Linked DNA regions of Mus musculus: regions 1, 3 and 4 are each linked to region 2. Evidence: chromatin loops called from intact Hi-C (ENCODE). Cell type or tissue: left cerebral cortex. All regions are shown on one strand.

Region 1 (8,000 bases), 1.1 Mb before region 2:
GCTGTGAAAGGCAGCCTGTTTTGGTTGAGTGAGGCTTGCTCTGGAGACCAAGTAGAAAACTCTACAAGGGACTGAACAGTGAGCCACATTCCTAGAGACAGGTGCCTGCCACCACAGAGCCCCCAACTCCATAATTCTGTGACTATCAGTCACACAGACAAAGCCCCAAGTCCCTGGCATTCTGGCTAGACTCCGCCCCCAAAAGTTACCTGACAATAGCCAGCTATGCTCCTCTCCACAGTAAAAAGGAACCGCTTGACTTGGGAGGCAGAGGCAGGCGGATTTCTGAATTCGAGGCCAGCCTGGTCTACAGTGTGAGATCCAGGACAGCCAGGGCTGAACGGAGAAACCCTGTCTCAAAAAAACCTAAAAAAACCTAAAAAAAAAAACAAAAAACAAAACAAAACAAAACAAAACAAAAAAAACCTTAAAAAAAGGAGCTGTTTGGCCCCTCCTTGCTCTCTCTCTTTTTTTTAAAGATTTTATTTATTTATTTATTTATTTATTTATTTATTTATTTATTTATTATATATAAGTACACTGTAGCTGTCTTCAGACACACCAGAAGAGGGTATCAGATCTCATTATGGATGGCTGTGAGCCACCATGTGGTTGCTGGGATTTGAACTCAGGACCTTTGGGAGAGCAGTCTAGTGCTCTTAACCACTGAACCATCTCTCCGGCCTATATAGCCACATTTTTAAAGATTTATTTATTACATTTATATGAGTATACTGTAGCTGTTTTCAGACACACCAGAAGAGGGCATCAGATTCTATTACAGATGGCTGTGAGCCACCATGTGGTTGCTGGAAACCGAACTCATGACCTCTGGAAGAGCAGTCAGTGCTCTTAACCGCTGAGCCATCTCTCCAGCCCCCTCCTTGCTCTCTTTAAGCTCTCACTTTTTTTTTTTAAAAAGATTTATTATATGTAAGTACACTATAGCTGTCTTCAGACACTCCAGAAGAGGAGACCTGATCTTGTTAAGGATAGTTGTAAGCCACCATGTGGTTGCTGGAAATTGAACTCAGGACCTTCGGAAGAGCAGTCAGTATTCTTAACCGCTGAGCCATTTCTCCAGCCCCAGCTTTCACTTTTCTTACTCTCATCTCTAGTCCTCCTTCTCTCTCTCTCCCTTCCCCCCTCTCTTCATGTGGCCATGGCCAGCCTCTCTCTTTCTTTGACCTTCTCTCTTTCTCCCTGCCTTTCTACAATAAAGCTCTAAAACCATAGACCATCTCTGCTCATCAAGGCCCGCCATACTTGAACGATGGGATTGGCTTTCCCCTAAAGATCCACATCTAAGTTCCTGCCTGAAGACCTTCCTGCGCTCCAGCCACGGACCAGACCAAGGACTTTCGCCAGCGTGGGAACCACCCAGTGCCCCCTCTCTCCCTGCCCTCTTCTTCCTTCGTCCCTGGGGATGACCAAGTCACCCCTGGGGACCCCATTTTGTCCTCAGCGCTTCTGTGGTGTCCAGCAACGTCTGGGATGCCTGAGACTGAGAACCTGTTATCTGTGGCCTACATGAGACCCAGAGACCTTGGACTGCCCCCTGTCCACCCCCAATTGGGCTGGGTTCTGTGGCTTCACACAGCCAGACACCCACCCAGGGCAGCGTGGAAAGTGTGCAGCACTCCTCTCCCACTCCCTTTATTCCCCCACACCCACAGCCCTACATGTGCCCACACCCGAACACATACACACACACGCACACACACACACACACACACACACACACACACACACGCATAATACCAATGAGAAGAAGCTAAAGATAGAAAAAAATAAGTTTGAATGCAGGAATTTCAAACATACTGATGAAAAGTTATGTTTTAAGAACAATCAGAGAGTCTTGAAATGACAGTAAAAACTCAATAATTTATATACTCAAGCCAAATGTCAATTAAGCTTTTATCACTAATAATCACATGTAGTCTGGGCATGGTAACTCACACTAGCACACTCAGGTGGCTGAAGCAGGAGGACTGTAGGAGTTGAGCCAGTCTGAGCTATTTCTAAGACCCTGTTGCAAAAACAAAACAACACAAAAACAACAAAAAACTATAATAACTGTAATAGTTGATAATAATCACATAGAAAATGGAAATCAAAATAACTTTAATAATTGCATATATTGAGGTGGAGATCCAGCTCGGCTGGTTAAGTGCTTGTCTAGAGTGTATGAAGCCATGAGCTCGATCCTGGCACCACGGGAAACCGTGGGATGGCAGGTACTGCTCCAAAACAGATGTGGTGTTGGATGCCTTGTAATCGTAGGATTTAAAATGTGGAAAAGGGAAGATGAGGAGTTCAAGATCATTCTTGGCTTCTTAGTAAGTCTGAGGCCTGCCTGGCACACATAAGACCTTGCCTCCCTCTCCATCCCTCCTTTCAAGTTGTACATAACCGGATTTATGACCCAGTATCTTAGTTAAGGTTTTACTGCTGTGAACAGACACCATGACCAAGGCAACTCTTATATGGACAGCATGTAATTGGGGCTGGCTGACAGGTTCAGAGGTTCAGTCCGTTATCAAGATGGGATCATGGTGGCATCCAGGCAGGCATGGTGCAGGAGGAGCTGAGAGTTCTACATCTTCATCTGAAGGCTGCTAGCAGAATACGGACTTCCAGGCAATTAGAATGAGGGTCTTAAAGCCATATTGACACACCTACTCCCACAAGGCCACACCTCCTAATAGTGCCACTCTCTGGGCCTAGCCATAAACCATGGAGTTTTCAAAAATTTGCCAATCTCTAAAGCAATTAAACTTGAATCTTTGCATACTCTCCCTGGCCTTAGTCATTTTTTCTCTAATTTAAAGATTTATTTTATTCTTTTAATTACATAAATGGGGAGGGGGATCTATGTGCACGTGAATGCTGGTGCCTGCTGAGGTCAGATGCATTGAATTCCCAGGAGCTGGAGCTGCAAGCAGCTGTAAGCCTCCTGACATAGGGATTGGGATCCAAACTCAGTTGCTGCGGAAGAGCAGTGTGCTCCTCTTTATCAGTGAGCCATCTCTCAGTGTGTTTATGGATTTCCCAGAAGCATCCGAATTCCTGTAGACAAGGATGTGAACCAGTAAGTGTGAGAATCTTTTTTTATCTTGTCAGGGGCAGGAATGATGACTTTGTGGGTAACCATGCTTTCTGCCATGCCTGGTGGGGATCTCTTGAACTCCCAAGGTGGAAAGAGAGGACAAATCCCACAGAGTTGTCCTAAGAGCTCTCCAGAGGTGCTGCCTCCAGCTCCGCACAGTGTGGAGCTTCAAGGACGGACAGCTCGCTGGAGTCTGTCTTTTTTTGTTTGTTTGTTTTTTGTTTTTGAGACAGGGTTTCTTTCTCTGTATAGTCCTGGCTGTCCTGGAACTCACTTTGTAGACCAGGCTAGCCTCGAACTCAGAAATCTGCCTGCCTCTGCCTCCACCATGTGGATCCCCGGGATCAGGATCCAGTGGCTGGGCTTGGCTGCATGAGCCTTTATCCAAAGAACCATCTCACTTGCCCAAATGTGTGACGCTTAAGCCAAGATCCATCCCTTTGGGCAAAGGAGGTTCCTTTCCTATCTCCTCTTTATACACTTGGCTACTTCATAACAAAACAAACCCTGAGAGGAATGGGGAGCGACAGTAACTTCCTCCTCACTCCTCCTGTAGCCACAGAAGGCCGTTTTTATTTTTAAGTTACTGTGGGACAGAGCACAATGGTTGGCCATTTACAGAACCGAAGTCGTTCTCGTCAGAGCTATTCGGACAACTGGAGCAGGTTTGCCAAGATGACAGAAAGCGGAGGTCATGGATTCCGATGAAGAAACAGGAAGGGCATTCACAAGCTTTTGGCACACTGACCTTTAAGTTGATGGCTTGGCTAGAGACGGGTAACTGGGTTTTCCCAAACTCCTTTTTTATTACCCTCCAGGAGAATGACTGAGTCTAAGAGCTAGATGAGACCTCAGAGCAGATCTCCCTGTTCCTCCTACCAGTTGCTACTGGTTTCAAGTTGGAAGAATTTGGGACAAAGGAATTGAGGCAGGACAGGATTATCCCAGAAGCCCGTGGCAAAAGTCAGACCCTCCCTCCTCATTTCCACATTCTTTCTCTGGTCCTTCTTCCTGACCATGGCTCCTTTACCAGGTTTCTTTGACTGTGTTTACGGGACCTAAAGTGCGGAACAGCCCCGCCTTCCGCCCCCCCCCCCCCCCCAGCCCGCCTCCTGCCCGAAGTCCAAGACCAGGCTTTAGTTTTATCCGTCAGTTTTCTGAAGGGACACACGAGGGCAGCAAAGGTTTAGGAAAAATATTTAGTTCGTTGGCCAACAGAAGTTCAAGACGTTAGGGAAAGGAGTTATTGGAGGTTTGTCTTGGGGTTGTTTATTTGATGGCCCTGAGATTAATTGTTGTTTGTCCGTCTCAACAAGAGGTTGAGGACTTTAGAAGATATGTCCTTCGCCACGGCTCAATCAGTTTCTAAATGTACCTCTGCTAAGAAGTGGTGTAAAGCACGCCTTAGAAATAGGAACCACGGGCTAGTACAGTAGGTCAGGGTGATTGCTACCAAGCCCCGATGACCTGAATTCAGTCCCTGAGGCCTACACGATAGAAGGGGAAGCAGGATTTCTGCAAGCTCTCCTCCGACCTTTACAAATGAGCACATGCACACAATAAAAAAAGTAAATAACTAAATGTTAAAAACAGAAGCCTGCCCCCCTTTTGAATGCTAACATTCAATTGCATCCTTACAGAAATTGTGAGCTTCGGTATGGTGTGAAGATTTAAGAATCACGAAACTTGGGGAAGATTTCTTTTTGCTACTGTCCTAACACATTTTTGTCGTATGGATTTTTGGTAAAAAAAATTTTTAAACACTTGCTCATTTAATGATTTCATTTCTTCTTGTTGTTTCTTATTCATCCCTAGTACGTCTCAGTCAAATTGTGATTACTGGATTTTCAGCTGCCTTCCTACTATATCTGCTTGGTTCTGACAGGCGGGACAAATAGCCTAATACAGCTGTGTGCGTCTGTAGCTCCAGTTACCCAGAAGACTTACGACTGTAGGATTGCGTGCAGGAAAGGGACCAGGGTGAGGACTGGGCAGACTGGAGTGGGTGGCATGGAACACACTGACAACATTGAAAGGGAAACTTTATTGTCACAAGATATTAGTTCTCTGTCCAGACTCTTAAAAAAAAAAAAACACACATTTATTTTTATTCTTTGTGTATGTGAGTCTTTTGCACTTCTGAATGTCTGTGCCTGCATAAATGTCTGTGCATCCATGTGTATGCCTGGTGCTCTTGGAGGCCAGTGGAGGGCATCAGATACCCCGAAAGTGGAGTTACAGGTGATTGTGAGCTGCCATCTGAGTGCTAGGAACCTGAGTCCTCTGCAAGAGCATCACGTGTTTTTTTTTTGTTTTGTTTTGTTTTTTGTTTTTGTTTTTTTGTTTGTTTGTTTTTGTTTTTTGAGACAGGGTTTCTCTGTATAGCCCTGGTTGTCCTGGAGCTCACTCTGTAGACGAGGCTGGCCTCGAACTCAGAGATCTGCCTGCCTATGCCTCCTGAGTGCTGGGATCAAAGATATACATGTGGCCTCATCTAGTGTTCCTAACTCTCCAGCCCCACAGTGTCCAGACTCTTTGCAGCACATTAAAGACACGGGCAGGCATAGGTCTGCCTAATTAGGTAACATTCATTTTCTGGTTTTCTTTTCAGTAGAGGTTGAGCTCCTTGCTGGGACACATTCTCTCTCTCTCTCTCTCTCTCTCTCTCTCTCTCTCTCTCTCTTTCTGCCTCTCACACACACACACACACACACACACACACACAACATTAAAGAGCCTTTTATTAACTTTGGAGTTCTTTACACTTCCTGACCAAGATAGGCAATGGTTACCTAACATCACTGATCATTCTGTCCTCTCAGTTTACATTTATTAGTTTAAAAAAAAAAATCTTATCAGATCTTTAATCCAAGATACACACTAATGTATTAACTCCTTAGGAAATGTGTATAGAGAGGACCGGCCACCAGTCTGGACATTCAATTACCTCTTTTACTAATAGTCTCAGTAGTTCTCAGATAACTGTATGGGAGTGAACTGGAGTCAGCATATAGGTTTGTAGAGGGCTCAGTATACTCATACTTCACATTTTTACAAGGGGCATTATCATAAAAGCCTTAATGCTCTCAACGTCTAGTTCTGATGACTCCTTCCTCAGGGTAAAATTATGGAAAATGTACTGAATTCTGTCTCTTTGGGAGTCTTGAGCCAAGCCACTGTTTAACCTCAAACACCACAAGTCAAATTTTCCCTATTGCATGCTGGCGTTTCAACACACTGGGAGTTGCCAAAGCCGTAGGATGCCCACTTGTTTCTAGTAGTAGAGTTAAAGAACACTTATATATGTTAAAAGTAATGCTTGAAATCGTAGGATTTTTTTTTTTTTTGTATTAAATATTTGAATGAAATTGGAATGCTTAAACTGGGTATTTTTTTTACATGCACACACTTATTTCGTATGGTAATAATCATTGCTTGGATATTCTAATAAAAAGAGGAGACTGTTTTAAGTACATGTTCTTTCTTTATTAAACGTATGAGCTTCATTCGAATTTAATTTTTCAAAAAATTAAAATAGAAGCCTGAAACAGCCAAATGCTGCTGTAAAATCCTTGTTCTACTGAGGGTCATAGACAGCTTTGCCTTTAAAAGTTCCTGAGGCAAATGAAAACCAGTTTTTCATAATTAGAAATAAACTATTTAGGGTGAAGACCACAATTATCGGAGTATCCTATAATTTGCGTATTTTACATAGCAATTCTCCAAGTCAGAAAGTGTGTATAAATTGTCAGGTTTGTGTATTTGTTTTCAATCACTCTGGGGTCGGGGAGGGGAAGCAGTCCCTTCCCTTCTTCTGAGCACCACTCTTCAAAGGAAAATGATGAAATTCTCACATTCCCAGCCTCCTGGCTGAAATCTTCTAATTAAAAAGGTTATGCAATGTACATTGGGAGCTTCAAAACCTGAAGGTTTAAGTTTGGGGACAGGTGATGTCAGAACGCTCTGTCGAACATCCTCCAGACATCTCTCACCTCAGTGGCTTTGTTAAATTGCCAATTAAAAACCTGAATAAAACTCAGCACGTTGAAATAAAGATAGAGAAAAGCACAATGCTGTTGAAGGTCTCTCTAGGGTGCCAAGAAAGTATCAAATACTGTTTTATTGGGGGGGGGGATCAATTTTTTTTAAAAGAATTATTTACTTATTTTAAGTATATGAGTACACTGTAGCTGTCTTCAGACACACCAGAAGAGGGCATCAAATCCCCATTGCAGGTGGTTGTGAGTCACCATATGGTTGCTGGGAATTGAACTCAGGACCTCTGAAAGAATAGCCAGTGCTCTTAACCACTGAGCCATCTCTCCAGCCCGGGATAAATGTTTTTTAAAAACACACAGAAGCAAAACTCCCCAGACCCTGAAGAACCAGCTATATCTGAAACGCAGAACCATCTGGCTTGTCATTTTGGGATTGTCCATAAATATTAGTTTTACAAAGCCCAACATACCTACAAGCACCGAGAGCTGTCCTTTAAGCCACGTTTGAGAAAATAAACAAGGCTCTGATATGAAGAAATTATCCAGCAAGGTGTTGGTGGCCCAGTGTTTAATCCCAGCACCTAGAAAGCAGAGGCAGGCAGCTCTCTGTGATTTGGAGGCCAACTTGCTCTACTAAGGGAGTTCCAGGACAACCAGAGCTGTATAGAGAGACTCTACCTCCAACAACAAAACAAAACAAAAACGAAGAAAGAAGAAAGTAGATGGATGGATGGATAGATAGATAGATCGATAGATAGATAATCGGGCAGTGGTGGCCCTTGCATTTGATCTCAGGACTAGGCAGAGACTGGCTGATTTTTGGGTGTGAGGCCAGCCTGGTCTACAGAACAAGTTCTAGGACAGCCAAGGATACACAGAGAAGCCCTGTCTCA
Region 2 (8,000 bases):
TCAAATACTATATTCAAATACTAGCCCTTTCGTAGCAATATTCAAATATGCAAGTTGGCACTAGTTTTTATCAATACTTAATGAGTTACCTATTTTACAAAAGTACAATTTATATTTATGAAATGGATCTAGTACTTGGATATTGATGTAGTAGCTATTGTAGGCATTTTCCCTAGAACAATTCAAACAATGATGTTCATATATCTATATCAAACCAAACTTCATCCCAAGCCAAAATTTATCTTTGCATGAACCTCTCTAAATTTGTTGTCTCTTCAGGTCCACTGAAGACAAGCCTAGTTTTGTTCTGTTCAGTTCTGTTCTGTTTTGTTTTGTTTTTAAAATCAAGGTTATTCTTATTCTACCTAGGACTTGAATATAGATCAAAATTAAATTCATCAAAAATTTGATAGCAAAAGAATTATGTTTGACGTCTAAGATTCTATATCGCATGAATAATAGGACATAAAATAGAGGGAAACACAGAGAAAGGAGGACTTCTGCCAGCATTACTGTGTTCAACAAGTTTCAAGGTGAGAGTCTCTCTGGTTCTGAGAAGTGTGTGCTTTAGCTACAAGCGGCAAATGTTAGGTAAAACCCCAGAGGATATAACTGTCGGTATTCTCTCTTCTTTCTTTCTGTCCTTGTGGCCACATTTTTAAGATACTAAGTATTTATGACTCAACAGTCCTATCAAGAGATCATCACAGCACCGAGGAAGGGAAGAGGAGAGGCCAAAAGGAGCCAGAGGAGGGGACGCTAGGAAGAGAACATTCTGGGGATAAATCTAACAGGAAATCGCTTAGCGAGGCACAGAGCCAACTGCCATATGCCCCAACAAAGATCCCAGCGCCGAGCAGCCCAGGGAGCAGTTCCATCATTAGCCCCTCACCCGGCCCTGGTTGAAACTCATTTAGCCCCATGCTGGACTTTCATTAGGCCAGTCTCGCATCAGATGCTCCCGTGTCTGGGCTCCGGAGCCTTGTGGCCCTTCGCTGGGGAGGAGGCCAGACTCTGAGCTCTGCAGGGACCCAGATGGGAGCTCCTGGCTGACAGATGCCAAAGGGGGCCTCATTGCCATCCCTTCCGTTCTGTTGGCATTCTGTGGCCCAAAACCTTCGGGGTGAGGGGGAAGCAAAAAATCCTGAAGGATTCAAACGCATTTTAAACTTGAATTCTGCTGGAAATAAAATGGATTTTATTGGGGGCAGGGTAGGAAGCTGAAAGGAGAAAACGAATTTAGGCAAGGCATCGGCAAGGAGCTGAACCGATGGTGGTCATTTTCTTTAACCTCCAGACTGTAATGAAAAGTTAACGAAGCAATGGCTGCCATCATATTCAAATGACGCACATGTGAAATTTTGGAGTATATATATTTTTTCTTCTCCCTCATAAGAAAGACGCAGGAAAAATATTCAAAGAAGAGAAGAACTAATACCTGAAGAAGAAGCAGAAGAGAGGTGGTTTCTTCTAAGAGAAAACCGGAACCAGCATTTTGCAGACTGAGCTCCAAAAAATGGAAGGTCTCACAAATCAGTTTTTTTTTTCTTTTTAATTTTTAAATTTGTGATAATTCTATCAAGAAATCCAGATGAAGGACAGGCACGTAGCTGACATTGAGTTTCTTTGTGTTCTTCTGTCCAAGAGAAAATATTTTTGATATTTGAGTTACCGGTTATTCTAAAAGTCACTATACTTCGTTCTTTGAAAGTTTTTTTTTCCAGAAATATAGCAGAACCCCGAATGTACATTTTGCTAACATTTTAAAGTTCTATGAATTTCAGAACAAACAGACAGCATATAGTCTAGGAGCAACAAACCAATTTTTATTTCTTCCTTTCCACCTTCGGTGATTTTATTTTCTTAGTAGTTACAAGCCCATTCTTTCATATGTTATTGCTCATACTAATACAGTCAAATATATCAAATAATTGTCATGCAAACAATTATTTATTTGCTTTTCTATCTAGTATCTTGAAAGTATGTATCTTCCAAAACAGTATGCTGAACGGCAAAATTTTTTATCAATAAAATAAAATAAAAGCTCAGGAAATTTCCTATTTATAGTATTTTCAAATAAAAAATATCTTCTTCTAAATCATATGTTTAGAAGAGATTGATAAAGCATTATTTGAGTATTGTTTAATCCTCAGAAATAGCAGAGACAATTCTCTGCAGAATATGAGGAAATGATGTCCGTGATAAATGAATTGCTGTGGGTCTGTCTGATGTAGAACCTGGTTGGTCCTATTCCACTCTCCTGTCCCCTTCCATCTTCTCTGGGGTGAGGTTCCCAGATACCTTTAGGTCAATGGACCATGGAGATCTTGCCTAGTACAGTGAATCCCTTTATCGTGTGCTTCTCTCCAGGCATCTATGCCTGTTTGCCAATGACACGTAGCTTATTGTCCACTTAATCATCCCGGTCTATGTCAATTTGTAGCCATGTTCTGGAACATTCCTGGAGAGATCTCCATTTACTGGTTTTTCCTCTTTAAGACAGGAAAATACTGGCAATTTCATGTATCTGATTATCTAAATAGTTAAATATCTTGGAGGGGGTGCGGGGGGGGGGGGCGGGAGGACTACTAAGGATTAACATATCCCAGGATGGCTTCTTAAGGGGGAAATGGCATAAAAAAAAAAATGGCATCACTGTGAAAGCCAATCAAAGATAAGAGTCAGAAGCTAAAATTACTGAAACTTGACAAGTGTGTTTCCCACCTCTCCTAAAAGAAAGAGTATAAATCATTGAAAATATCAAATCGGTTTACTATGGCTTTGAGCTTAAGAAGCAGAGTCAATGCAGATATGAACACGTATGTGTGTTCACATATGTGCCCAGATGTAAAGGCGAATACCAAACACGTTTTGTTTTCTTCCCTAAATAGTTTTTTCCCCCACATTTGACATCTCTTGCCTGGGATCTCAGCTTAGCTGCAGTGCTAGCAAACTGGGCCAAGCGCCTCTTTGATGCACCACAGGTATTAGCTATCAGTCTCATGGAAGCCAAGGCAGGTGGGCTGTGTTGAAGCGCCACCTACCGAAACCTCAGCTTCCCCGATCCTGCGCTCTCAAAGCTTGGCATTTTACTACATTAACTGGTTCAGGTGGGGGGAAAAAATCCAGAGCAGATGAAATCCTATTTTTGGCAAGCAGAACTCGAAGAAGTGTGTCATCTTCCGACTTGACTGATTACAGCAGTTTCTCTGTGCTGATGCTTTTGTGATCTTTGCTGAAGAGGACTGTAAACCAGAGAGACTGAGCAGCTTGCGTGTTCGTAAACTGGGTCACTTGTGAGCACACGGAACGAAGGGAGGGGAAAGGGGAGAGGGCAGTTTCCAAAGTAATTTGTCTATTTGTGAGGTTTTATTCTGAATGGACTTGATTTGACCTTCTAGCTCTCATGATACAACCTTACACATTCACACAGTCAAAGCTATGAATGGGTTACATTCCTCCTAACGAAGGTGATTACCTTAACACTCCAATAGACTTCTGCGCGGAGGTTCCTTTAGCTCCTTCAATCGACGGTGCATCCTCATATGACTAAAAGAACACAATGTGCAGGTGAGTGGGATATTCCACTTCACTTTAAAGTGAGAACTGCAACGTTGTCCACCCATCTTGCAAACGGAAGAGCAAGTCTGTGATTGGCTATGAATGTCTTCCACAAACTGACTGTGAGTTAGATATTTTGGGGGAGATTTTAAGGCAGAATGTCTTGTGTGTCATACTGCGGAAATAAATTCATTTTTCTTTTGAAAACAATTCCTTACATGTAGAATGTAACGCCCCCTCCCCCCTCCCCTGCAAGGAGGCTTGCTTGCAGTGGGGAAAACCATTTAGTATGACATAAAGGCATCTGAATTTCTGTTGGCATGATTTAGGGGCAGGGGTATTTTGATTTTCTTCCTACTCATTTTTTAAAGTTATGGAAGTAGCAAGTTCATCCCTCATGGACGCATAGACTATCTATTTAAATAATATACCACAGGCTAATTCTGCCAGTGCCAATGTAATTTTCTGAAAGAAGATAATTTATTTAATATGTCTGTTTTAAATAAGCAAAGTTCTGAGGTCTCTCTAGTAAATATATATTTGCGTGATATATGTAAGAGCTGTGCAGAAGTCTACATAAGCGAGGAAGTCATTTATACACTTAACTGCTAAGGTAACACATTTACATGGGCTCCCTTGGAGACGGTGATGTGTTATTATGTTGACTTTTAGACTCATGGACTCCTGAAGGGAATACCTCTTGCATTGCCATCTCTTTTTTCACAATGGCCATGACCCCTACATTACCAGGGATGTTTAATTACCAAAGTCGAAAGTCAATCATTTTAAGGGATTGGTTTAAAGTCGGAGGAAGGTAAAGCAGATTTTAGAAAAGCGACTGAGTCCTCTTTCTCATCCCTTATTTACACGGTGCATTGGGTTTTCAAAGGAAAAACAACTTATACCTTAAAAAAAAATAGTGTTATTCTTTCCATCATAACACTTTGGGCTTTTCAAGCTCCTTTGCTTTTAAGCCGTTATCGTTAATCAAAATCAGAAGTTGCGCACGCAGGGGAATTACAACCTTACCAAGGGCTGGGGCTTTCCTTTATGGTCCCCCGTGAACTCATTTTGGTTTTTGACTTAAAAAGAACAGAGAATGGATCCCGCCTAGGAAGAAACTTTCTCTTATTTCCAGGCAGTATATGGTTTCTCAGTCTGCCCTGGTAAAACCCACGCTAATCCAAAAGTACACTTGTGTCAGATCACAGCAGCTATCCACTCAGAACGAGAAGAAAAGGCCCAGAGCAGGGCCCGTGGAATCATGAGCACACGGGTGAGGTGGGTTGCCTGTCAGCTTCAGAAATCTTGTCAACACCATATCAACAAGTCATATTGCACTTATCCCTTAGGCAGCATCTCCAGCTAGGAGGATGCTGGCCTTGCATGCTCCAGGGTCACATCATATTCTCGCTTGGCTCCCCTGAGGGAAGCCTGTTCACACTCCAAACTGGAAAGCTCCAGCCAGGAAGCTATCGATGATCCAAGGTAACTGGTGGGCACAGGCCGTATACCCCACACAAGAGACTGTGGGACACTCCAAGCACCAAGCCAGCGACAATGCAAGGAAGCAGGTGCGTTAGGACCTTTCATAAATCATTCAGCAATTGCTTGAAATAGTCATATCTGTCTTACCAATCTGCAAGGGGCTTTTTGCACATTGATAAATAGCAATTTGTAATACGGACTTCTGTGAAAGGGTTTTTGGCTTAGTGGATTCGGGGTTTCATTTCAAAACGCCGTGGAAGAGGCATTGTGAACTTGCATAAAGTAGATGGAAAGTGCCACTTTTGTGCTATTTGTGAGTGGTCACCTTCCTAAAGTACCATCGTTAGTTTGTTTGTAAACTATGATTTCCATGTCCAGAGCTGACTTTAGGAAGACCATGCAAAGTTCAGGGAAGCACACTGGTGTAAGGCCACCAAGGGACATGGAATGAACGTGTTAAACATTTTAAGAAGTACCGAAGGTTGTGGAGATGGCTTGTCAGCCAGTTTAGACAAGATATTAACATCCAGGTTCTATAATAGACTTTTCTTCAAGGAAATATGGCAGAGAGTGATAGAGTAGGGCACTCCACATCCTTCCTGGCTTCTAAGCACCAGATGAACAGCAGCATATATACATGTGTATAACACACACACACACACAAACTCACACACAAACACACAAACACACACACACACACAGAGGCAGAGGGGGGCAGAGAAAAAAGTCACTGTAAGATGAAACAGACTACATCTAATTCTGCAACTCTGAATGCATTTCAAATACCATAAATAAAGCCTTCCCGGTGTCCCCATGAGAACTTATCAGGGGCCAGAGAGATGACCCAGGGAAAGATGCTTGACATGCAAATTTAAGAATCTGACTTTAGATCCCCAAAACAGGCAAGAACTGACTCCTAAAGTTATTCTCTGGCCTCCACATACTGGCTGTGGCACAGGAATGTCTATTCTGTCTGTGTGTCTGTATGTCTCTCTCTCTTTCTCTCTTTCTTACAAACACAAGCACAACAAATAATTATTATCCAACATAACTTACTCCTGATGACCTATCAATATAAAGTTTAATAGTAACATCTCTAATCAAAATACCTCTATCTCCACAGAGCACATGTATGTGCCAAGGTATTTCATGTGCACTAATGTATGGCTTTATACAACTTATAAATACTAAGCCATTTATAGATGAGAAAAAGAGGGCCCAGAGAATTATATGTAATTAGCAACAAATAACTGGAAAATAACATAGATTGGGCATACACTTAAGTCCTGGTATTTCTGAATAATAATAATAATAATAATAGTAATAATAATAAAAACCCTGGTTTTTAAACACACGACATGAGATAGACATTTACCCTTTGTTGGTTGAAGATTTTATATGAATTATTTTATTCTTATGTTTATTTTCAAACATAAAATTTTTAGGAATATCATCATAAATAACTCTTCTCAAAGCAATTAGATTGTTTTCTATCATATTTCTCTGTGGTTTTGGGTTTAGAATATTAACATTTATATTCTAAGTCATGAGATTATTTTTTCTTTATGGATTAACAAAATACAGATGATGGAGAGAGGAAACTTTTATATTTAAAATTAATTTCTACAATTGCAAACATGCCAAGACTACTATGCAAATTAGAGGATATTTAAGGATATACAAAAGAAAGTCAATAATTAGCTCAAACAATAAGCACCTTGGCATTTATATCTAGTTAATCATATTTTTTTTCACCTTCAACGAGGCAACATCTAAATATGTGTCCAAAATTCCCAACTTTTATCTTACTTTTGGCCGTTCATCTTGTTTAGCACCTGGCCTAATTGTCAAGTTTAAAACCTTATTAGTGGATACAAGTCTCTATTTAGACATTTCTTTTAGCTTTTCCTTCTTCATGTACCAAGTTTTGAGTTCAAAACCCCTGATTGACACTCATAAGTACAAATTTTAAGCAGCCAGGTATTTCTTGTAATGGGGTTAAGCTGTTTACAATGAATCATGAAATAGATAAGCTATGCCAGCCCTGTTTATATAAAAGCAAAGACCTCCAAGTCAGCAGAGTTTCATTCAAGTTACTGCAATAATCCTACAAAATCCTTCATGTTATCATTGGTAATTGTCTAGGTTTGTAAATTAATTTACTAAATTAAGTGGATCAAAAAAATGATACTAGTGATTTCCCCCCTTGGATTAAGGTAATTGTACTTAGAATAATCCTAGCAGATGTGCAGTCCAAAACTTTGGTACCCACCCAACGTTATCTGATATGTCAATATTTTCCTTACACAGTGGTGGAGCAGAAGCGGAGCTTAGGAAATGTTAAGTTTTTCCTACCATCTGATCCTTGAGCTGGTGCAAGCTAAGGTCACCCAGAGAACCTAGGAAATTCCCTTCTGCTCAAGAGGAGCTGCGCTGCCTTGCTGTATTTAACTATTTAAAGAGGAACACATAATCAGAGTTATAGCCAACAGTCATTTCTCTGCATCAAATCTCTTGCTGAATCTGCAGGTAGATAATTTCCATATACACACAGATTTAGCATCCATGCTTAGGAGATGTTAGAATAGTCCAAGAGTCAAGTGACTCTGTATGCTGCAAAGGTCATACCCATCATAACTAAACCTAAGATTGTCTATATGGTTTACTGTACTGGAAAACAGTATGCTGGACAGATTAAAATTTCATGTCCAATGGGACTGTTTTATTTTTATTTTTATTTTTTGCCCAAGTAGATCATCATCAGGGTTTTCTCGAGTGGAACTAGTGCAGTGAGCTCATTGAAGGAAATGTATCAATGCATCTGACCCAGGGTGATGCAGAATTAGAGTCCACACCAAGTCTAGGTCCGACTGGAAGTTTCTCTTTCCTCTCTCTTCACATGCTCTCCACTTCCCCAAAACATAAACGTAGCTGTGCCCAGGACCACATCT
Region 3 (8,000 bases), 460 kb after region 2:
CTCAGCATAACTTCTCCTTTTTAGTCAGTCCACAGCCTAATCACATGGAATGGTGCCCGCTTGCATTTACAGTGTGACTTAACCCACTGTTACTCAATGAACCCAGAGAAACTCCTTTACAAGCATGCCCAGAGGTTTGTCTCCTGGGCTCGTCCAGATCCTGTCAAACTGACTATCAAAACTAACTATAAAAGCACAGACTTGGAACCCAATTCTCTGACAGTAAGTGCTTTAATCTTTTAATCTAACTATCAACATTTAGGACTTCTGGTGCTCCCCAGTCACTCAGGAAACCTGTGTCACGTTGGGTAAGACCCAGTAGTTTGAGATTTTAGCAGCTGAAGATACAGCAGTGAGTGCATAAAATGGACAAAAGCCCAAGTTCTTGTTCATTCTTTGCCTTATTCAAACTTTAGCTCAAGTAAACCCAGTACTGTATAAGAGAGAATCAATTAGACAGTGATAAAAATTAAACTAGGATCTAGCTGAGTTTGCTGGTACCTTTCATAAACATCTTTGTTCTTCCTAGCATCTTGATTAGCACTTGTATACTAAACAAGCGTCCAATCACCAATGGCTACCCATACTGGAAACTACATCAACATCTCGAATGATGTGTAAACCACTATCTGTCTCTGATATTTTGTCTAAGCAGACTTAAATCTCAATTCTCCTGGTGGTTCCAAGCCCATTGTTTCATTCTTATGCAGCTTCAAAGGCTGAGCCCAAACCTCAAGAGCACAGATAGGGCCTTTTAAGAGAAACACCTTCACATACACATCTGCTTCGTTTCAAGTCCATGAACTAAAAGTTCTACAATGCTGTTACCGAACCAGAATTCCAAAAGATTGAGAATGTTTGCCTGCCTGATCTTGTTTAGGACTGAAACAGAAACATTTTACATTAGCATATAGGACACCCATGACACTCTGCTTCCCCTGTGGTGACAGTTTCACAGGCTTCAATATAAAGATAACATTAAACGTATGTCTTCTAGATTGGGCCAGGAATGTCCAAACATCTGACAAACTATGTCTCTGAATGTCCCCAACAGAATACTTTTAGCCGGTTCTCCTTTGAATCAGTGGACCAAATAAAGCTGATTGCTCAGTAAGTGGAAATCCTGGGTAGAATAAAGCAGCCCATCTTCCATCTACCCATCTTGTCACTCGGGAAATTCATCATGGCTGACTGCTTCGAGCTGGTTGTCAATCTCCACTTGCCCTCAGATGCAGCCCAAACAGTGGCTTTCCCTGGATCTCAAGTCTGACATAGCCTAGCTCCAAGCTGTTAAGTTTCTGCACTCCCGACTTGCTGACTACAGACCCTGAGATTCTTCAGCCTCAAAGGAGGATAGAAACTGACTCTTGATAGTGGATCTTTTGCTAATGTTTGTGTGTATTCTCCTGGTTTCATTTGCTGAGGATTTGAATAGAACCCATGTCAGCAGTCTCAATCAAGTCATTACCTTCTGCTTTTATAAGAAAAAGAATGGCCTAGTCGGCCATCACTGAGAAGAGAGGCCCCTTGGTATTACAAACTTTATATGCCCCAGTATAAGGGAATGCCAGAGCCAAGAAGCAGGAGTGGGTGGGTAGGGGAGCAGGGTGGAGGGAGGGTATAGGGAACATTCGGGATGGCATTTGAAATGTATATAAAGGAAATATCTATAAATAAATAAATAAATAAAATTTATATACAACAGAAAAAAAAAGAAAAAGAAATTTTGGTTGCTATGGGGTTCTTTAAAGCGTAGCATTCTATAATTGTCTGATTCTATCATTACTAACTGGGAAGGTGCTTTTCACACCTGGCTATATTCACTGACCTACCAAGTGCCTACGACTGACCTAGTAACTGCCATGAGTACTAAGTCGTTTTATCTTGAAATATTCTGAGTGTTGCTTTCCGTTTTCTTGGGGAAAGTACACAAGGCTATGTAGCAATTTGTCAAAGTCACAAAACAAGAGGAAAGCATTTTATTTATATTAATAAAACAATGAATAACTTAAGGGAGTACAGAAATGTAAAAAGTGATGAGTTTAAGAAATAGCATCCTAGCATCCTGGTATTCAACCATGACATGGTTGTCAATCTTTCAACAAGTCTCCATCCAGGTTAACATAGAGGCCCCATGTAGACAACTTCCTAAAAATAAAAATAAAACAAAACAAAGATTGCTAGGGGCGTTGCTTTGTTGGTATACTCTTTGGAAACATCATCTTCTATGTAGTCCATGCTGGCCTTCAACTCACTTTGTATCCCAGACTGGCTTCAAATCCTGGCATTCCCCCTGCATCAGCTTCCTGAGTGCTAAGATTACAGGACTGTGCTACACAACCTGCTAGTGGTTAGTGTCTTCATCCCCAGACTTCCTACTTTTTCCAGGCTCTCACCCCCCAGCCTCTCAGGTTAAAAGGTGCCCACCAAATGAGATGAAACCAAAGGTGTGGCTTATGACTGTGTTTGTTCTCATGTCTCCGTTTTTACCTTCATCCTGAAAGTCTTGTTCCTCACCTGGTAACCAAAGCACTGGTTGACTTGGTTATGCAAAGTGTATGCATATATTCAAACACTCCCAGCTGTGGGTGAGATTTGACTATAACATTCTGTTTTCTCACTTAAGTATAAAGTGATCTTAAGGCAATCTCGATTTTCCTTTCACTTATTCTTGCAGGCAACACATCTTAAGTATGAAATTTGCCTGTTTGACTTTTCTTCATCTAGGGTGATTAAGTATTCACCATTTTTGAAAGGGACAGGGAGCAATAATGTTTCAAATTCTGCCTGATGCCAATGGATAATATTCATTGCACATTTGGACAGAATGACCAGTGCTCGACCTCAGGCTCTCTGGAGTAAATATGACATTATTCCAAACAAACAATTGGGAAACTGGAGCTTAACATGGCTAAGCCATGGACATTTTGTCATACAAGCACTGAGATTAAACTAGACTAGAAGACATCTACAATTGAGTAAGTATAGTTGTCACAGAAGAATAGAAAGCAAAACAATCATTAAAGCCAGGAACATGGATGAGATACACTTTTCAAATCCTGTCATGACCGTGTGAAGTAAGGACACTATCAGAATGATTAATTAAATTAATCTCTTTTTATGAACTGAATCATTTAGCAAATCAAATAGTTTAAGTTATCCCTATCCTGTTTAAAACACAGCCTATTTCTACGATGCTCTGCACAAGTCTAGGTGAGTAGAGACTCCACATCCTGCCAATACACTAAGACTATTAAAGAAGACACGTTATAACCAGCTTTAATATGCTCGTATGTTTCATGATTTCTGAGTTTCTGAGTAGGATCCCTGACTTGAGCGAGCACTGGGAAAGGGATGATTTCAAATCCAGTGACCGTTTTTCTAGTGTAATTTAATTCGGATTTCAATTTGGAAATCCCCTCTCTCCCTGCCTCAGATTTTTTAAGGGGTTGAGGAGAGTGAAGATTAAGTGAAACCCTGAAGCTGCTTTGGTGCCTTGGCTTTATCAAGGCTTCTGTGTATTAGGCCTAAACAGCATGAATTTCTGAGGAACATGAAGGGGAGGGGAGCTGCCTTCACCGGGGAGGTGTACAGACTTGCCAAGACTGTTGAGTGGCAGTTAGCTTGGCTGTATGACAATAAATTGTGCACACATACTTCCCATCTTGCTCCTGAGCAGGGCAACAGCCCCACTTCAAACAGAACCCTTGCTTAGCCTCACCTGTAGGTTGCCAGAGCCTTCCAGGGTGGGATCTTGGCACCCAGACAAAACTCTGCCTGAAAACTCAATTTAGTGGTTCCAAGTTTTAAAAAGAATGGAAGAAAGAAAGAGAAGAAGAGAAAGTATTTTACCGGGCTTATTTCAAGAAAAAAAAAAAAATCACTGCCAAGTCTCAAATTCCCCATCTCACACTGCCATCTACTGTCAGAGGCCCAGTGTTCTGAGAAAAAGAGATACACCAAGCACATTTGTAGGCCTGGACATTTTTCCTGGACTTTCTTTTTCAAATCTGGTTGACAATTAGGTTTCACTGTTGCTCTGTTTGAGGACAATGCTGCTTTTCTTTCCCCCACTGTGTAGATTCATATACATTGCACAAAGAACGAAAGCACATCTCATGTAGGATCTTCTTACAAAAAAAAAAAAATTCCAAGCATTATAGTTCCCCCTTTGGAAGAACTATAGTCCAAAGATCTAAAGAGAAAACAAAAACAGCTCAAGAGGTCTTACCCGAGAATCCTTATCTTCCTGCTTTAACTGTAGGAAAACAAAAAACAAAGCTGAAGGATGGGGACTCCATCAATGTTGATGTGTTCTGTAAACTCTAACCATGGGATTTTGGCAGCTAACCAGAATTTCAACGAATTAGGTTGGTTGGTTGGTTGGTTGGTTGGTTGGTCAGTTAGTTAGTAAGGACTTCAGAAAATAGTGCAAATTCTACAATAGAATCCCAGAGAGCTGGTCTTTAGCATGGTTCGGTTAACTAGAGAAGGCTTCATGGCTTGGAGGATGTGTTTGGTGATTGCAAAGACTCCAATTTCCTGTTGATTTTTTAACAGGGAAATAATGATTCTTTCCTTTCCCACCTTATAGGTTTAATGGATAGGACTTACACACTCTCTGCATCTTGAAACTTGTATAACTCCCCATACACCCAGTCAAGAAAATAGAGATCTACAAAGGACAGATGTAGAGACCCCCTGCAGTGTTAAGCAAGTGTGTTAGCTTTATTCTTATGACAGCATCATGGTGAACATGAAGAGCCTTCAACCTCTATGCTATAGATACAGGTTTTGAACTTTCAAATACATCTTGGTAAAACAACTGAAAAATGGACTTAGAAATGAAGAAGCTATCAAACACAAAGCTACCACGAATAATAACAAGTGCAACCACGTGCACTGTTTTGGCCTCTGCTTCTGCATGATATCTGGGCCTGTACTCTCCATGGAGTGAACACTTCAAAAGCATTTGGTCAGTGATATTTTGACCGATGGATATCTCGGAAATTTTCTGCAAAACACCAGCCATCTCTACAGTAACATCTCGGTTCTCTCTGGAGAAGTTGCCTTACTTTTCTCCTTTAGATGACAGCCAGGAGGTAGCAAAGAGCTCACCGAAGAGTTGCACAAGATGATTTGAATACAACCCCTCTGGTACATGCAGTAAATTTAAATTTTCAAGGAACAGTTGAACTGCTATCAAATGTGGTTTGGAGGGGGGCATCAAGAATAGAACAATGTGAAGTATTTATATGTTATGAGTTGAAAGACAGAAAGCCTACCCCCTCTAAAAACAATAAGGAAAAACTGTCGAACTTTCCCAGTTATAAACTAAGACTTTGGGCCCACCTAATACAGAGCAAACATCCTTTTAACTTTAAAGAGAATTCTATGTATCAAAGGACAAATAGTTCTAAGTGTGGATATTAACAAACATGCTGGATATTCCAGTAGGAGCCTATGTTGACTTATTTCCACGTTAATTGTTTTTGAGTATTGCAAAACATCTATGCAAATGTATTTATATTCAATAACAATGGAATAGAGTAAGTAGAGAAATGATCTCCTCTGTGTATGAATTCATGACCTTGGCTTGTCATTCATTTGCTTCTTGGTAAAAATATTTAACACTGACTTATTCTTAATTCCTGTTGCCTTCCCTAAAAACTAATGGATTCTGCTCTCCTTAGCACTAGATGGGAGTAAATTCACATGACTAGGTCTACCTGTAAGACACAATAGAGAATAATCATGAGAACTGGAATAGGGCCCCAGCCCTTAGAGAGTTAGACATATCATAGAAGGCATCTAGAACTTGCTGCCCAACCTAGATCAGACCAAATCATGGGCCTTTGTAACTACTGCTACATCAGGATTGATTACGGGAATAGCTGTTTCTTTATATGGAAGACTGTGCATTGGGCAACGTGATGGGGATCAGCTACATCTGTGACCTCTGGCATGAGTGTGAGCTTCAAATCCATGGAAGGCCTGGTTTAGAGTCTAATTTCTGAACTTATTCAGAGTCTCTGACTCACTTAATGTCATAGTTTTGGTTACTATTGCTATGACAAAACATACCATAGTCCATCATTGAAAGAAGTCAGCACAGGCACTCAAACCAGACAGGAATCTTGAGGCAAGAGCTGATGCAGAGGCCATGGAGGGGTGCTGTTTACTTTCTTGCTTCCCCTGGCTTGCTCAGACTGTTTGCCTATAGAACCCAGGACCATTTCCTATAGAGCCCAGGGATGGCACCAGCTACAATGGGTAACCATCAGTTCAGAAAATGCCCCACAGCCCTATTTTATGGAGTCCTTTTCTCACTTGAGGCTTCCTTCTCTCAAATGACTTGAGTTTGTGTCAAGCTAACATAAAGCTATGCACTGTAGTAGGTCTAGGGAGCGGCCTAGGATTTACATTTCTAAAAGTTTCCCAGGTAGTTGTCCTTAGGGCCTGCTGTGTCATGACTCCTAGTAAATACTGTCTCTCTGAAGACTGCACAGCTAGACTGTATCACAAACATTTTTCTCAGCAATACATTCTTTCTTTTCTGATTTCAACCAGACATAGCTGTTAATTGTTGCTATTTTAGAGCTATTAACTATATTAGTATAGAGCTATTATATTAACTATAAGCTACATTGTAAACAATAAAGTATCTATGGAAAACCAGAAAGGTAAATGAAAAGTTTGAGTTAGTTTGTTAACATTTACATTAACTTCCTTAATAACTTTATTGCATGTTAATTTTAACTAGTCTATTTTCTTTTTCTTTTTATAAAGGCATTTTAAGGGCTCTATTACTATCTTAAGACTTATTGGCACACAGTAGGTGATTAGACTAAGTTTGTGGGAAAAGTATACACAACTTAAATGCAAAAAAAAATCTTGAAGGAAGTTTCAACTTTCATCAACTAAAGTTTTAATATGAATAAAAAATAGAGAAGTATGTCTTGGAAGAAGTTTCAAGCTTTCTCAGTATTTTCTTACATTAACTACAACACTAGAGAGCTAGATGTGTAATATTGGAAAAAATAGATCCAATGAGGGCCATCATTCTGCAGGTGAGTACAGAAGAAATCCACTAAAGATGCAATGGCCAGTGTCCAAGTAGATTGTTGATGTTAACACAGGCACGCAATGGTACAAGCAAGCTCTCATGCTGTGGCACAGGCAGCCTGCGTTGCTGGGATATAGGCAATCTCTGAGGTCTGACAACGAGTAAAGATTACCCAGATATATAAAGACCTAAATGAAAAAACTCAAAATGTACTTCTACATGGAACCCAATGCATTTACAGTGTCCAACCAGGCATGTTAGATCTCGACTCCAGAGCAAGAAGAGCATCTATTTTTCCAATTTTATTCAGGGCAACACATACTGGTACTGTGTAGGAACACCGAACTTTTGTTGTATTTGTATCAAAATTAAAACATCGTGGAAAATTAAAGCCATAACAGTAAAAGGAGCAGTGAGATAGTTGTTGTAGAAGGTATTTATCGTCTCAAATCATATTAAAGCATGGATTACTGAAAGACTTTAATTATATGTTTGAAATGATATTTAGCTCTTGCTAAGAGTATTATGGTAAAAATAAAAGCCTAATGAGTCAAATTCTATCATCGCTTCAGCTCTTGCTGGTACGACTTAAAAGTTTGCTTAAAGCCAAGCTAATACTACTTTCGCTGAACATTTTTGGCAAGGAAAAAAAAATCTCTATGAAATGTAATAGTGTGCTAATCTGCCATAAAATAGAACATGACTTCTTTAAAAAGAAATTTTAGGTTCCTATTGGCATATTAAATCTGTCTGACTCCAACAAATGTATTTTTCTGGACATCTAGATATTTCACTGTTTCTGGATAAGTATTACTAAGTATTACGTTCAACTCATTATAAGGAAGAAAGACATATAATCCTAATTGTAAAAATGACTGTATGTTGCCATTTCTGCTTATGTGTTCTCTCATAGTTTCAGCAATATATTTATATA
Region 4 (8,000 bases), 1.1 Mb before region 2:
CCAAGGCCTGGTTAGATCTACATTCTCTAAGCCACAGGCCTAAGGGGCATTTTGAACCAAGAGCTTCTACCTTCCCAAAGGAAAACAAAAAAAGAAAAACACCAAAAAACAGAGCTGGAAGCTTTGCTCCTTCCAGGGCAAGGCCCTGGAGTTGAGCTGCTTTTCTGCCGTTTGCCTGAGAGCTCAGGGTAAAGTTCTGAGAGTGTCATCTTCATTACATTGTCTGGAGTTGGAGAAATGAAGATCTTTGGCTGTTTGTTTTCCCCTTATATTTATTACTTTTATTAGTTGAGTGAATACTTTTATACTCTTCCTCTAGTTAAACCTGTTAAATGATATTCCTTCCTCAAACTTAAACTGACTTTGTTTAAGGATGAAAGTTTCACACCAAACACAAACGCTAGAGCCTACGCCCTTCTCTCCCCACCCCCTGGGTACCTAACTCTTTGTGGGTGCTGAAGCCTGATGCTGTTATAGCTAAATTCTAAAGAAATCGGCAGGAGAAGGTACCCACTGCCTAGAGTGGGCTATGGTTGGGACCAGGCCTCTAGGGATTCAGGCTAGGTTTTGAAAGCCAGGGGTGACTAAAGAAAAGAGACAGAGATGTGGCTGGAGGTCAGGGCCTGCTGCGGGGAGAGCCTACAGTTGGCAAATGGCTGTAGGGCCTGGATCTGGGGCTGAGGGCCAGTGGTTTTGAGACCTATGGGAACAGATCTACCAGGCTTGGCCACTTGGGTATCGCTCATCTCGGTGGATGTTGACAATCAGAGAACAGAAGATCATTCCGACCCATGTTTCTTTGTTACTCCCGATGTCCCTGCCTCGGTATAGTTCATTCCCCCCAGGTCAGGCCTGTATCCTCAGCTCTAACTCTAGGCTCCTATCCAAGGGAACCACGGCCCCTGCCCAGCTGCAGAACTGACTGCAAGAGACGAGTTGTGGTAATGAAGCTCAGGCAAGCGTGTGCTTCCCAGGCTCAGGGGCTACCCAACCGACCCGCTCTCCCCAGCCTTTCATCAGCGCCCACACTGCGGGGCCGCGACTGCGGCCGCCCAGAGCTGGCAGGCCCAATCTACACGTCAATGGTGCCCTTGGCGGAAGTATAACTACAGTTTAGTAGCCTTTAGCTGATTTGGAGCCAGAGATCCGCCGGCACTGAGCTGCGGGGACAGGGGAGGGGATTGGGGGGGGGGTCGGGTTAGAGAGCAAATAACCCCTTAAGCGCCTTCCCCCTAGGTCACAACTGAAGGAAAAGAAAGCGAAACTTACGAGTTCCCCGCAAGCACCCTGGCGAGCCCGCAGGACGTAAAAACCCCTGCTTTGAGGCCTTGGAGCGGGCCTACAGGTCATAGGGCACCGGGCTGTGGCTGCCTCTGGGGAAAGTGGAGGTGCTGGCCCCTCCCAGAGACTGAGCTCTAGGTTTTAAGCCTTTTTACAGGTCAGTTGAGCTTGGGGGAAAAACCTTGCGGAGCTTTACTTAGAAATTGACCTTTTTTTTTTTTCCTGGGCAGAGTGGGAAGCCAAGTTCCTACACCTATCAGCCAAAGTGCTACTTAAATGTGGAAAGGCATCTCTAGGGGTTACCCAGGGCCTTGAGACTTTGAATTCACTTGTCAGCTCTGGTCTTGTCTCTGGCTTTTCGGGGAAGAGACTCTAGCTTAGACAGGGTCTTCAGGAAGGAGAATTGCACCTCTACAGTTTTGAGTGGAGGCTGGTGTTCTCTTCTCTTGCTTTTCTTCCACCTGTTAGCAAACACTTGGATTTGCCGATGTCTTCTTCCCCATGAGGGATTCACTATGGAAATCGAGGAGGCCTGGACATTTGGGGTGGGGGGGGGGGAAGGAAAGAAGAAAGAAAAGAAGGAAGAAAAACCAAAGAAAAAAGAATCAGATGAACCAGAGGTCTCTGAGGAGATCTGCTGTCGTTGATCCACAATTAGCAGGACAAAGACAGATAAAAATATTTTTTAAAGTGCTAGTGGGAAAACTCAGCCAGAGAAATCCCTCTATATCAGAGTGTCACATTAAAGTCTTTAGTGTTTTTTTTTTTTTAATATCTTACTTTAGAATAATTGCAGTAAGGGAGGAAGGGTCCCGGTGGAGTGAGTAAGCCCCTGGGCGGAGTCAGGAGTGGCCAACTTGGGGAAGGGGTGTCTCCTGCCTTCAGGTTCTTCACCAGCCGGCCATTGCGCCGCCAAAACGCCGGCGTTAGTAACATCAAGTCATAAAGGGTCGCGTCCTTCTTTAATTAAAAAGGAGAATCTTGGGAAAACTGGAGCCGATTTGCACAGGAAGAGTTGGTTCCTAATGTTTTATTTTGATGCATGTACGACACCGCATGGAGAGTCGCAGGAGCTCATGGGTCTGCGGTTTGGCTCACTCCAGAAGGGGTTGTGCATCCCCATCCGAATTCTGTGTTGTTGTCCACGTTGCACCTGGGAAACCTTACAGTCCAAACGCCCGGATGAATAGTCAGTCCGATTCAGCTTCATACAAACCGGAGGAAAATCATTTAACCCCCGGATCTGTCGAGTAACCTCTTCAGGGTACAACTTTTATTTTACACGTAGCAATTAAGAGATCGCAAACCCCAACCGAGCCACCGGAGCCGGCTGGCAGAATCTCCAACCTGGGGGGAGGGGGGAGCGCAAAGCTAATAAAACTCCCAGGGCGCTGCAGCCCGAGGGGGTAACAGCCGTGAGCGGAGGCGATCTCTAGTTGGGCAAAATTCTTGGAGTGACTTTGCTGGTCCTGGTTTGGTGGCTACGGTTCATTGCGAAAGGGATAATGATTTCTAATAAAATCGGACGGGGACGAAAGGCAGATAGTGGCGGTTGTAGTAAGAGTGGGAGGTGGGGTACTAAAAGTTGGTCCCTAGGCGCCGCCGCTGGTACCCTGCGTAGTACAGAGCTTTATCCAAAGCATCTTTGGCTAGCAGGACCCGAAGACAGGCGAAGGGGAAAGAGATGAAATTGGGGATAGGGGACGCTCGAACAGGGAGGGTGCTGGAGCTCTAGGAAGAGTTGTTGGGCTTGCAGGCTGGCATGCAGGCAAGTGCTCTAGGAGCAAGTTAGCGGCTAGAAGAGGCCTTTATACCTGGGTCGGAGCGGCCGGCGGCAGATTGTGGTCCTGGCGAGCAATTGGACTATTGTTGATATGCTAATGAGGCGATTAGGCTGTTCGCGAGGAGCAGGAAAAGGGAAAAGTTTCTACCATTAGAGGGAGATCTCCGAGCGCACACGGGAGCTCTCTAACCCTTCTCTCCTCCTCCCTCCTCGCCCTTCTCCTGGCCCTCCTCCTCCTCTACCTCCACCTCCTCCTCCCCCTTCCTACCCTTCTCCTCCTCCTCGCCCTCCTCTCCTCCTCCCCCCCTCCTCCTCTTTTGCTCACCGCCCGCAGCCCGCACTTTGCGCTAACCCAGAGAGTAGCTCCGCTGGGGTGCGAGGCGCAGAGGGGCAAATCCGATCACGCCGATCCATGAAAATGCTTTGGAAACTGACGGATAATATCAAGTACGAAGACTGCGAGGTAAGCGCGGCGCCGACTCAGTCATCCTTGCGGCCACAGGCTTGGAGATCGACCCTCCCTCTCCTCCTCCTCCTTCTCTCCACGCGAAATGCGAGTGGGACAAACTTAACACCCGCGCAGCTCCCACCCCTCCATGTCGCCCGAATAGCACAGGGGAGACGCTGGAGATAGTGGACATGGATCTCGGTTCTTTCACTTTTGTCTTTCGAAGCTCGTGTTCCACTCTTTCCCCTTTTCTCCTGGTTACTTTTGGTTCTGCCTGAGAGTGGAAGGAAGAGAAGAGCTTGGATTTAAAAAAAAAAAAAAAAAAAAAAAAGCTGGCAACTGGGCACGTGCCTGTGCACTCTGGTGTGTTTGAGCGAGATCCTGGGGGTGCCTACAGTAGCAGGAAGAAAATAAAACCATGTCCCCCCTTTCACTCCCTCCCTGACATTAATACCCCCTTTTTCATTCATTCTTTTCTTTCTCCCTAAAGACGTTCCCTTCTTGCATTTGGAGAAGGGCGCACACACTTCGCCCTGACCTGTAAAGCACGTTCGGCTTGGGAGCCCACACGTCAGCCCTTGGTGTCACTCTTTAGCTGCTATAGTCCTTGAAGTTCTAAGGAGTTTCTCCCGCCGAGCTTCGGGGTGGACACACCCCGTGGTGGTGGTTGGGTGTGGGTGCGTTACCGGCCTCTGGGAGTCGGGGACGGGGGAGGGATCCCCCTTCTACCTGCCAGTGCTTAGCGGCGGGACCCTGAAAATCCTGGGGCGACAGCCGATCGTCTCCAGTTGCCGATAGTCCGCTGGGATCAGAGAGAGGGCCGTCCCTTGGGAACCCATTTTAAAACCCAGAGCCTCAGAGCATAACTTTTGGGACAGTCAGGGAGGCATGAAAAAAGAACCAACGGCTTGTGCGGGGGGTGGGGGAGGGATGGCCTCAGCCTGTTGTGTGTGTGTGGGTTTTTTTTTTTTCATACCCCACTGAAAGGGGCTGATCAGCGAGTGGTGTGACGGAGGGGTGGGAAGCCCGTGATTATCCAAATCTGTAGTAGCCTTGACTTTCGCTGTTCTCTCTTTCTTTCTTTCTTTCTTTCTGTCTGTCTGTCTGTCTGTCTGTCTGTCTGTCTGTCTTTCTTTCTTCCCCCCCCCCCCCTTTCGGCATTTGGAGCTAGGGGTTCCGGCTAAAACGTCTGCTCGCGGGCGCGCAGAGGCAAAAATTCTGACTTCACTCGAAATTAGAAACTGGGTTTACGTGAGGGAAGTGTCACCCGCTCCCTCCCCCTTTTCTTTTAAAATGCTGGGTTTTTTCGCCTTTCTCCTCTCCGTCTTTCCCTTTATCCCTCTCCACTCCCAACCTGGGACACCAGGTGACAGGCATCCCTACCAATATCCCTGCTTCTCTGGGGACTCCTGTGGTGCGCCGAGAGGGGCCCAGGAACCCCATGTAGGACCAGACAGCTTTGTTTTCTAGACTAAGGGTGACTTTTGCCGGCAGGGCTAGGTTCTACTGTGACTCTTTAAGAGCAGTTTTTCCCCCTTAGGGATCTGGGCTCCCTTCTCTAGCTGATGGTTTTTTCACTTTCTTGGAACCCCGAAATCAGTTCGGGGTACAAGCGCCCTGAGTGGAAGCGTTAAGAATCTTAGTGTGGCTCAACACACCAAAGGAAACTCGAGGGTAGGGCGCGAGATGAACTTGAACCCCCCAGAGGGACTCTGAAGGCGCATGAGAGAGGGGTTGGAGAGGGGTGTGATGAGACCGGGATGGGAGAGAAGAAGAAGAAAAAAAAAAAGTCTGGGCAATCTCAACAACTTTGGTATCAGCGGGATAGCCAGCTCTGGAGCGGAGATTTCGGGTTCCCGAGCGGGCTTAGAGTTGTCTGATTTGGCTGAGACTCTGCAGGGACACGCAAGAGGCGAGGTGCCGCTTGTTCCGACAACCAGGCGGGCCGACTAGCAGTGGCGACGCGAGGGGAGAGCTAGCTCTGTCATCTAGGGGGTGTCGGCAGGAGTGGCCCAGCCAGTCCGACGGGTTTGTGCAGGGAGCCAGGAGCCTTCGCCAGAGGCGCCCAGGCTGGGCCGCTTCGCGTCTGTGCGCGCCCGGGGCCGCGTCCCGGCTCCGGCTCCGGCTCCCGCTCCCGGAACCCGGTCCGGGGACCAACCGAGATCGGAGAAGCCGCAGCCGACGGGCTCACGGCTCCGAGGTCCTAGGGAAGGCGGCTCGCGACCAGGCGGAGGACAAGGGTTAGCGAAGCGGGCGGGTTGCTCCCAGGCGGGACGCCGGGCCATGGAGGATCAGCGAGGCAGCGGGCAGCCGAGTCCCGAGTCCCAGGCCCCGCTGCGCAACAGAGAATCCCGCGGCCGGAGAGCGGCGGGAAGCACCTCCCAGGCGCAGAACTCGGTGGGCAGCCGCCAGCGGGTCCCGGGAGCTCCAGCCCGCGGCGCGCGACCCCCGCTCCATCCCGAGGTCTGCCCTAGCCTTTTAGGTCCGATTGTCCTCCTTCGCTTCCTCTCCCCTCCCCCCCCACCCCGCCGCGGGCTCCCCCTCCGCAGCTCCGGCTCGGCCCCCTCCTCCCCCTCCTCCTCCCTCCCTCCTGCCCTCCCTTCCTCCTCCCGGGCGCTCCCTCCTTCCTCCCTCCCTCTCTCCACTCCTCTCTCTTCTAGTCGCCCACACTTTCTTTCTCGCACACGCACGCAGACACATCCTCCCTCTCGGTGCTCCGACCCCCTCGGCCTCCCTCTCTCGCCTTCTTTCTCTTTCACTTTTGCAGGCCCTGCAACCTTTTAAAATGTTGCCCCTTTGCTGTGATTCGCCAGACGCCGCGCCGCGGCCCCCCGCACGCTCGCCCGCTCCCTCCGTCGCTCGCTTTTTGTCTCTCGCGCTCCCTCTCCCCACCTCCGATTTGCTACACTGAGACTCCCGTCAATGACTGCATTGAGAGCCGGCTCCGGCGCGAGTTGCCTCTCCGCTTCACGCTCGATTTCCAGGCATTCTTCCCTTATTAAGTATTCGTGTAATATTAATAGTCATGAATATCTGCTATTAGGAGGCTCCAGGAACGCTGCCCAGCGCGGTTATTAGAAGCTGAAGTGAAGCCGCCGCTAAGGAAAGAGGGGGAGACACGGATTAAGGAACACGCGCGCGCGCGCACACACACACACACACACACACACACACTTTTTTCGTTTTTCTTTCTTTTCTTTTTTGGTGGTTTTTTTTTTTGGTTTTTTTTTTTTTTTTTTTTTTTTTTTTTTTTTGTTGTTGTTGTTGGTGGTGTGGTTTTTGCTTTTTGTTTTTCCTAAAGAGCTCTGAAATCCTAACCGATCCTGGGAGGATAGAGATCGTGGGTTCGACCAGCTGAAGGCGCCGCGCGACTCGGTGGTACAAGTTCGGATGGATCCGAGCGGGGCTCCGGCGCTCGCGGCAGCGTCCGCGCGGTGACTGGAGTCCTGGGTGGCGCGGGGCTCTCGGCGCCTTTTGTGTGTGGCTCTTTCGGGCCGCGGGGCAGCCGGGTGCTCGAGGCGTGGTGGTTTTTTGCTTTTTGCTTTTTTGCTTTGGTTATTGTTGTTGGCTTTTTTTTTTTTTTTCCTCACCCTGACTGGTTACCCCAGACTCTTCGCAGATGTTAGTTCACAGTTTTTCAGCTATGGTGAGTCCCACCCCACCCCCAACCCTGTTTCCTTAGGAATTCTGTTCCAGAAACCCGCAGCCGAGAAACTGCCCGAGATCCTGAGCTTCTTGGCCAGGGTTCCTTGTGGACCTCGCTTTCCGTTTGCATTCCTATCTCCCTTTCCACTTTTCTCTGGCTCCTTTCCATCCCCAAATCCAACGCGTCGCCACTGCCCTGTCCCTGCTGGACCTCTCCGTGCACGCAGACCTACCCCGCAGCTCTTTCCTTGGGCCAGTTTCTCGCCGGGTTCGTCTTTATTTCCTTGCGTCTTTACTTGCTCCAGAGACGCTCTCCATATCTGATGTTCAATCCGTCTTTTGGGGTGGGGGTGAAAGGCGCACCTCGGTGTGTTCCCCTAGCCTGGGGCCTGGCGGCTAAACCTCGGAGAGAGGTTCCCGCTCTCTGGAAGCCACTCTTGGCTTGCTTTGCAAGCAGCTTGCAATTGAAAAACCTAAAGTCGGGGGTTTCTTTTGCCCTTTGGGGCTGGGGTGGAAGGGGCGGGGGCCTCCGCTCCGGGGTGCACCTCTTTCTTTTTAAAAGAACTCGGTGCGGCAGAATCTTTCTATTTTAAACCCTGGCTTGGCGTCTTTCACTCCCCATTCATATCATAAAAACGATCCTGTCGTGTAAAAAGCCTACAAACAGAGGAAGCGGAAAAGACAGACCCCCCCCCCAACCATGCAGTTAAAACCTTTAAGCTAGTCATTTAAACGTGCGCTTTCTTAAGGCCTCCGTGTGAAGCATGTTTCTACTTAAATAGTCATGAAATGGTAATAGTCTTTGAAGGTTTATGATTTTCCCCACCTCGAGATTAATAGAAG

The links. A loop is a pair of places that touch in the nucleus more often than their neighbours do. Peaks named below come from ENCODE experiments on the same cell type or tissue, not always from the same donor. Only the 100,000 strongest peaks of a DNase experiment are listed, where the experiment ranks them.
Region 1: a loop joins it to region 2, with 7 times the contacts of the local background. A loop is called at or near these places in 17 of 42 quality-filtered maps.
Region 3: a loop joins it to region 2, with 3 times the contacts of the local background. A loop is called at or near these places in 4 of 42 quality-filtered maps.
Region 4: a loop joins it to region 2, with 4 times the contacts of the local background. A loop is called at or near these places in 10 of 42 quality-filtered maps.

Annotation. Positions count from the first base shown.
Region 1 is chr13:40,745,534-40,753,533 of GRCm38, reverse strand. No RefSeq gene overlaps it. Among named protein-coding and RNA genes, the nearest start is that of Tfap2a, 16 kb to the right of the region's middle. In left cerebral cortex, CTCF peaks have their summits at 721 (motif pointing right) and 4,296 (motif pointing right); a DNase peak (open chromatin) is centred at 4,302.
Region 2 is chr13:39,642,601-39,650,600 of GRCm38, reverse strand. It overlaps Gm32243 (a long non-coding RNA gene), which reads left to right and starts at 3,249. Exons shown (of 3, transcript XR_382222.3): 1 at 3,249-3,570. In left cerebral cortex, a CTCF peak has its summit at 3,038; DNase peaks (open chromatin) are centred at 3,048 and 3,606.
Region 3 is chr13:39,179,705-39,187,704 of GRCm38, reverse strand. No RefSeq gene overlaps it. Among named protein-coding and RNA genes, the nearest start is that of 5033403F01Rik, 220 kb to the right of the region's middle. In left cerebral cortex, a CTCF peak has its summit at 3,911 (motif pointing left); DNase peaks (open chromatin) are centred at 3,676 and 3,908.
Region 4 is chr13:40,729,197-40,737,196 of GRCm38, reverse strand. Tfap2a (transcription factor AP-2, alpha) reads left to right here and starts at 3,402. Exons shown (of 7, transcript NM_011547.5): 1 at 3,402-3,527. The coding sequence starts at 3,477. It overlaps Gm26688 (predicted gene, 26688), which reads right to left. Exons shown (of 3, transcript NR_125899.1): 2 at 3,417-3,786; 3 at 2,035-3,175. In left cerebral cortex, a CTCF peak has its summit at 3,203; DNase peaks (open chromatin) are centred at 3,095, 6,474, 6,970 and 7,425; H3K4me3 peaks cover 1,486 bases.